Linked DNA regions of Homo sapiens: region 2 is linked to region 1. Evidence: read pairs that join two places in POLR2A ChIA-PET (ENCODE). Cell type or tissue: Caco-2. All regions are shown on one strand. Each heading gives the region's core, and the rest is flanking DNA. Links, peaks and the distances in the headings are about the cores only.

What was found. Peaks named below come from ENCODE experiments on the same cell type or tissue, not always from the same donor. Only the 100,000 strongest peaks of a DNase experiment are listed, where the experiment ranks them.
Region 2: POLR2A ChIA-PET joins it to region 1 with 13 read pairs; 20 of 35 experiments call an interaction of 5 or more read pairs at or near these places.

The regions. Positions count from the first base shown.
Region 1 is chr10:110,482,008-110,484,917 of GRCh38, forward strand. The region is part of intron 1 of DUSP5-DT (DUSP5 divergent transcript); the gene reads right to left. Among named protein-coding and RNA genes, the nearest start is that of DUSP5-DT, 13 kb to the right of the region's middle. In Caco-2, for the core only: no CTCF peak of the experiment used is centred there; a DNase peak (open chromatin) is centred at 1,754.
Region 2 is chr10:110,404,184-110,407,093 of GRCh38, forward strand. No RefSeq gene overlaps it. Among named protein-coding and RNA genes, the nearest start is that of DUSP5-DT, 91 kb to the right of the region's middle. In Caco-2, for the core only: no CTCF peak of the experiment used is centred there; a DNase peak (open chromatin) is centred at 1,419.

The sequences.
Region 1 (2,910 bases), core at 255-2,754:
AAAACATTTCCCTCCTTAATTTTTCTCCATAGCATTTATCACTGTTAGGCATTCCACAAGTCTTACTCATTTTTAGTGTCTATTTACTTCCATCCAGTAGGATGTAGCTCTCTGAGGGTGAGATTTTGTTTGTTTGATGTTTTGTTTTGGTCTTCTCTGTCCACTGCTGTATCTCTGGACTTAGAACAATGACTGGCACACAAAAGGCACTCAATAAATATTCAATGGATGGGTGGATGGCTGGGACAGCTCAAATTCCTTTCTACCTCAGAAGCTGGTGGGTCAAGAGAGAAGATAAGCCTGTGTCACTTCTCCAGTGAATCCATGGTGTCATGGATTCGCTGAAGCCATGTGTCGGGGTGGACTCTATACTGGGCCTTTAAGCACTTTACCTCCTCCCACACCAGAGTTTTTTTTTTCTCTCTCTCTCCTTTTTCCTGTCTTTGTTTCTTTTCTTTTTCTTCTCTCCTCTCCTCTTCTCTTTTTCCTTTTGCTTCTCATAGTCTTGCTCTGTCACCCAGGCTGGAATACAGTGGCATAATCATGGCTCACTGAAGCCTCAAACTCCTGGGCTCAAATGATCCTCCAGCCTCAGCCTCCCAAGTAGCTGGGACTACAGGTGTACACCACCACGTTCAGCTAATTTTTTTTCCCATCTTTTTAGAGACAGGGTCTCCTATGTTGCCCAGGCCGGTCTTGAACTCCTGGCCTCAAGTGGTCATCCCACCTCAGCCTCTCAAGTAGCTGGAATTACAGGTGAGAGCCACTGTACTTGGCAAGAGTTTTATTTAATTGCCCTTCTTGAGAGAATAGTGGAAAATTATGTGGGACAGGGGCTTTCAGAGCTGGCTATGAAAAGCAGTCATTTCTTCTTTTCTTTTTTTCCCCTCTCACATTCTTTTTATAGCTGTATGTATCATGCATGTGCAACCTCATGTTACCCCTGCCCTTTGGTAAGAAGCCTATGTTTACATATATATATATTTTACTTATATAATAATAATCGTTTATCTTTTCTGAGTGCTTCCTGAATGCCAAGTATTGTGCTAAGTATAGGGACCCCTTCATTTAACCCTCCAAACAACACTATAAGTCTAGTTTTATTGTTATTGTCAACTGCTTCTGCAGATAAACTGCCATAGCTTCAGTATCTGATGCAGAAACACATAGACACATATCTGAATTTGAAGCCAAACAAGGCTGAGCATGGTGGCTCATGCCTGTAATCCCAACACTTTAGGAGGCCGAGGCAGGAGGATTGCTTGAGCTCAGGAGTTTGAGACCAGCCTGGCCATGCAGTGAAATCTTCTCTCTGCTTTTTTTTTTTTTTTTTTTTTTTTTGAGATGGAGTTTCGCTCTTGTTTCCCAGGCTGGAGTGCAATGGTGTGATCTCAGCTCACTGCAACCTCCACCTCCTGGGTTCAAGCGATTCTCCTGCCTCAGCCTCCCGAGTAGCTGGGATTACAGGTATCCACCATGCCCAGCTAATTTTGTATTTTTAGTAGAGACGGGGTTTCTCCATGTTGGTCAGGCTGGTCTTGAACTCCTGACCTCGTGATCCACCTGCCTCGGCCTCCCAAAGTGCTGGGATTACAGGTGTGAGCCACCACACCCAGCTCATCTCTGCTTTAAAAACAAAACAAAACGAAACAAAAAAAAATTAGCCAGCTGTGGTGGTATGTGCCTGTGGTCCCAGCTGCTCTGAAGGGTGAGGTGGAAAGATGGCTCGAGCCTGGGAGATAGGGACTATAGTGAGCTATGATCACACCACTGCACTCCAGCCTGGGTGACACAGCAAGACCTTATCTGAAACAAACAAACAAACAATAAAAAAGAACAAGATGGTTTGACTCTGGTATTCCTCTCATTCTTAACCACTACAATAACTGCCTCTCTTGAAAGATAAGCTCATATCAGACAGTCAGGCAGTAAAGAAGGTAAACAGGTAGAGCTCACCACACTCCCCCAAAGGAAAAGCTGTTAGCTGATAACACTTATACCAGCAGAATTTTTATACCAGTAAAATGTATAGAAGCATATAAAAAGATATGAACACATATACCCATGTAGTTAAGTGGGTTTTTAAAATTTTAATATTTATTTATTTTAGAGATAAGGTCTCATTCTGTTGCTTAGGCTGGAGTGCAGTAGAGCAATCACAGCTTACTGCAGCCTTGAATTCCTGGGCTCAAGCAATCCTCCCAACTCAGCCTCCCAAGTAGCCAGGAATATGCCTAGCTAATTATTTTTATTTTTATTTTTGTTGAGACGGGGTCTCACTGTGTTGACCAGGTTGGTCTCAAAATCCTGGCCTCAAGCAATCCTCTTGCCTTGGCCTCCCAAAATGTTGGCATTACAGGAAGTGAGCCACAGCACCCAACTTAAGTGAGTTTTTTCTTTTTCCTACAATAGTAGTGTCAGACATTTTGTCTCCCTTAGTTTTTTCACTCTCCAATAATACATTTTGAACCAGATCTTTAAACTCCATTAAGTTGTTGCCTCTCTTCTTTTTTTTTTTTTGGTGAGACAGAGATTTACTCTTGTTGCCCAGGCTGGGGTGCAATGGCGCGATCTCGGCTCACCGCATCCTCCGCCTCCCAGGTTCAAGCGATTCTCCTGCCTCAGTCTCCCGAGTAGCTGGGATTACAGGCATGTGCCACCACGCCCGGCTAATTTTGTGTTTTTAGTAGAGCCCTGGTTTCACCGTGTTGCCCAGGCTGATCTCGAACTCCTGACCTCAGGTGATCCGCCCACCTCAGCCTCCCAAAGTGCTGGGATTACAGGCATGAGCCACTGCACCTGGTGTTGCCTCCCTTGTTAAAAGGCTTATGTGGATGTTCTGGCTGCTGGAGCTAAGGATGAAGGTAAACCTTGGGATGAACTGCCATTTTGCATAATGTGCTGGCTACA
Region 2 (2,910 bases), core at 256-2,755, 78 kb before region 1:
CCCTGACCCTGTCTACTGCAGAGCTAGGCACATAGTGGGCTCTCAAATATGCAGACACTGTGGCTGGAGAGCACAGACATGCCCCTCAACCGCCCAACTTCCTGGAAATAAATTGTTCTGCATTCCCAAGAAGCACCCCAAAAAGTTACCTTCTAAATCCTGTTCTGCTTGTCACTTTCAATCTGGTTAATTAAACTCAATACCTCCAGGATGATTAAAAGTTAATTTGGCATTCAACAGGCCCGGAAATGAAATTCCATGGGAAACACTCTTGGTGAGCCTGGCTAGATATAATTAGAACATAGTCCTGCTGGGGGAAGAAGAGTAAGTATGGCACTGGCGCAGCCACAGAGGTGACAGTAGGGAGGCGGGTGCCGAGGTTATATGGCAGCAAGCCTCTTCCCAGGCCTCTAATTACTTACTCAGCTGTTGCTGACAATTGCATCACAAGAGCAGTTGGTTTACACTAAGAGTTTTTACTTCTAAATTGGTAAGGATCCATAGGCACTGCTTCTGCCCAAACCTGCTTGAGTCTCCACTCTGCTGTTTGTACAGTTCCTGCTTTCCCCTCACCCTGCTGCTGAGAGCCAAGGCCTTCTCTTCCCTCCCCCTCTGTCTTCCCATCTGCACCAGGCCCCATCCTGGCCCCTTCCACCCCCAGTACCTCCGGGTCTTCTGCCCCTGATGCCCCATTCCATTCCTCCCTTTGCTTCTGCTGCTGTCCTCCAAGAGTGGTCCCTGCTGCAGGCTGGCCACCCGCTGGGAGGTCTTTAGTGCTCCTCGTCTCCCAGGCAACAGTGCCATTGCTTTAGATGCCAGGCTGGAGCCTGGTATTCCAGGATGCCGCAGAAGGGCATTTCCTTTTTCCATCTCGGAAGCCACCAGGAGGCCTTCACACCTCCCAACCCATCCAACTTCCCCATCTGGTACCTTCGAACACTGTGGGAAGCAGGAAATATCTAGTTAACCCTCAAGGGCTAGAACGTCTCTTAGTGAGGAGCTCAGGAGCCTGTGGGGAGACCGTGTTTCACTCAAGATGAGCCCTAGCCCTTACTGTGAACTGTTTCAAATGAGAAGATACTGCAACAAGGTCGGAGGGCAAGTTTTGGGTTTTTCTTTGGCCTTCCGGAAGGACTAGGTCAATGCTATTCAATATGGTTGCCACTAGCTATATGTGGCTATTAAATTTAAATTAATTAAAGTTGAAGAAAATTTCAAATTCCATTCCTTAGTTCACTTGTGTCTGGTGGTGGCCACACTGAACAGTGCAGATAGAACGTTTCTGTTATCACTGAAAGTTCTGCGCTACAACATGAGCTGTAAGCACGGGCTTGGAGGTCAGAGCTGCTCTCTGCTGTTGACTCTGTGGCCCTGGGCAACTTGCTCAACTTCCTGATGCTTCCCTCATTTCTCCTCATTTCTGTAATAGTAGCTGTCTTAGAGTGTCCTGGGGGCCAAAGGAGATAATCCAGGTACATGCTCAGCACGGCATCTGATAACCGAAAGGGCTGATAAGTAGAAGCTCCTGGCTCCTGGAGAGAGGCTGCCACTTGGTAAAGTAGAAATACTTAGGATGAAGGGGACTGAACGCTAGCCTCCCTGTAAGTCCCATGTGAAGGCTGTGAGCTACATCACCCAAATTAAAAAGAGTAAATCAGAATTAATCACAATAAAATGGAAAACTCCAGCACAGATTTTTCTCTGGAGCCTGGGACCTAACATTCAATAGTCTGCTGAGCCGCCCAGTTAGATTCCTTCCAGGATCCATTAAGTCAAGAAACCCAAATGGAATGGACCCTCTTCCACACAAACCCCACCCATTCCTCCTGCATTTCCTAGCCCAGGAGTAGCATCTGGTCTCCAGAAAGCTAGAAACATAATTTATAACCCTATGATGTAATTGGAGTTATTATCACCATTTTACAGACAAGGAAATTGAATCCCAGAGATATTACCCACCTTGCAAGTTAGTGGTAGAGTCAGGCTCTTAACCCACAGACTCTGCTGCCTCGATCCACCCTCAAAGCCACTTGACTTTACCTCCTCAATCTGTGCACTTCTCTCCAACCCCATGGCCAACACATGACACTGGCTCCTCACCACAGTCCCCTTACCAGCCCTCTTCGTGGCCCAGTTCTGCAGTGTGCCTAAGGCAGTCACTTCTGAAAGCTCAACCTCGAGTCTGTTTCTTCAGCTCTCCCAGTGATTCTGCAAGCCATTCAACACCCTGTCACAAGCCCTCTCCTGTTTAGAATAGCAAGAGTGTTTCTCTTCTCAGTTGAATCTTAACTGATGCCACTAGCTCAGAGCTAGGTGCATTGAGTTCTGAATAAATACTTAGGTCCATTGAAAAGCACATGTTTGGTGCCCATTTTCCAGGTGCTCTATTAAGGGCTCAGGGTCATGTACAGGGTCTTTGCCCTCAAAGAGTTTGCTGCCTAGCAGAGATGCCTACCAGGAATTCAGAAAAGGGAAAAAATTTCAACAGGGGCTTGTGGACATCTTGCTTTGTGGTCAGCTTCCATTCACCTATGTCTAGTAAGCATACCTCAATTGGTAAAGCCAGCTCCACCAGGAGCTCCAGAGAGGTGAAGGAGATTTAGGTCTAAGTTAATCCACTAACTCCATCCCCTGGACACATTGATTGGTTTGGGAATGGGAATCTGACCCAAGTTAGACCAGAGAATGACAATACATCTCAATTCCAAGACAAAGTTTGAGGAGCTCTGGAGAAATAAGACTCACTCCTTCCGCTATACCAAAAAATTGTAAGGACGTGAGTGCCAGAACTGCTGTGCCTTTTGCTACTCTGTAGAGCCTGAAACCTCCGCCTTCATAAAAACGGGTAGACGAAGATTTGGAGAGAAAGAAAATACTGATGATGTTGTTTGAGCTCTGAATCCAACTGTA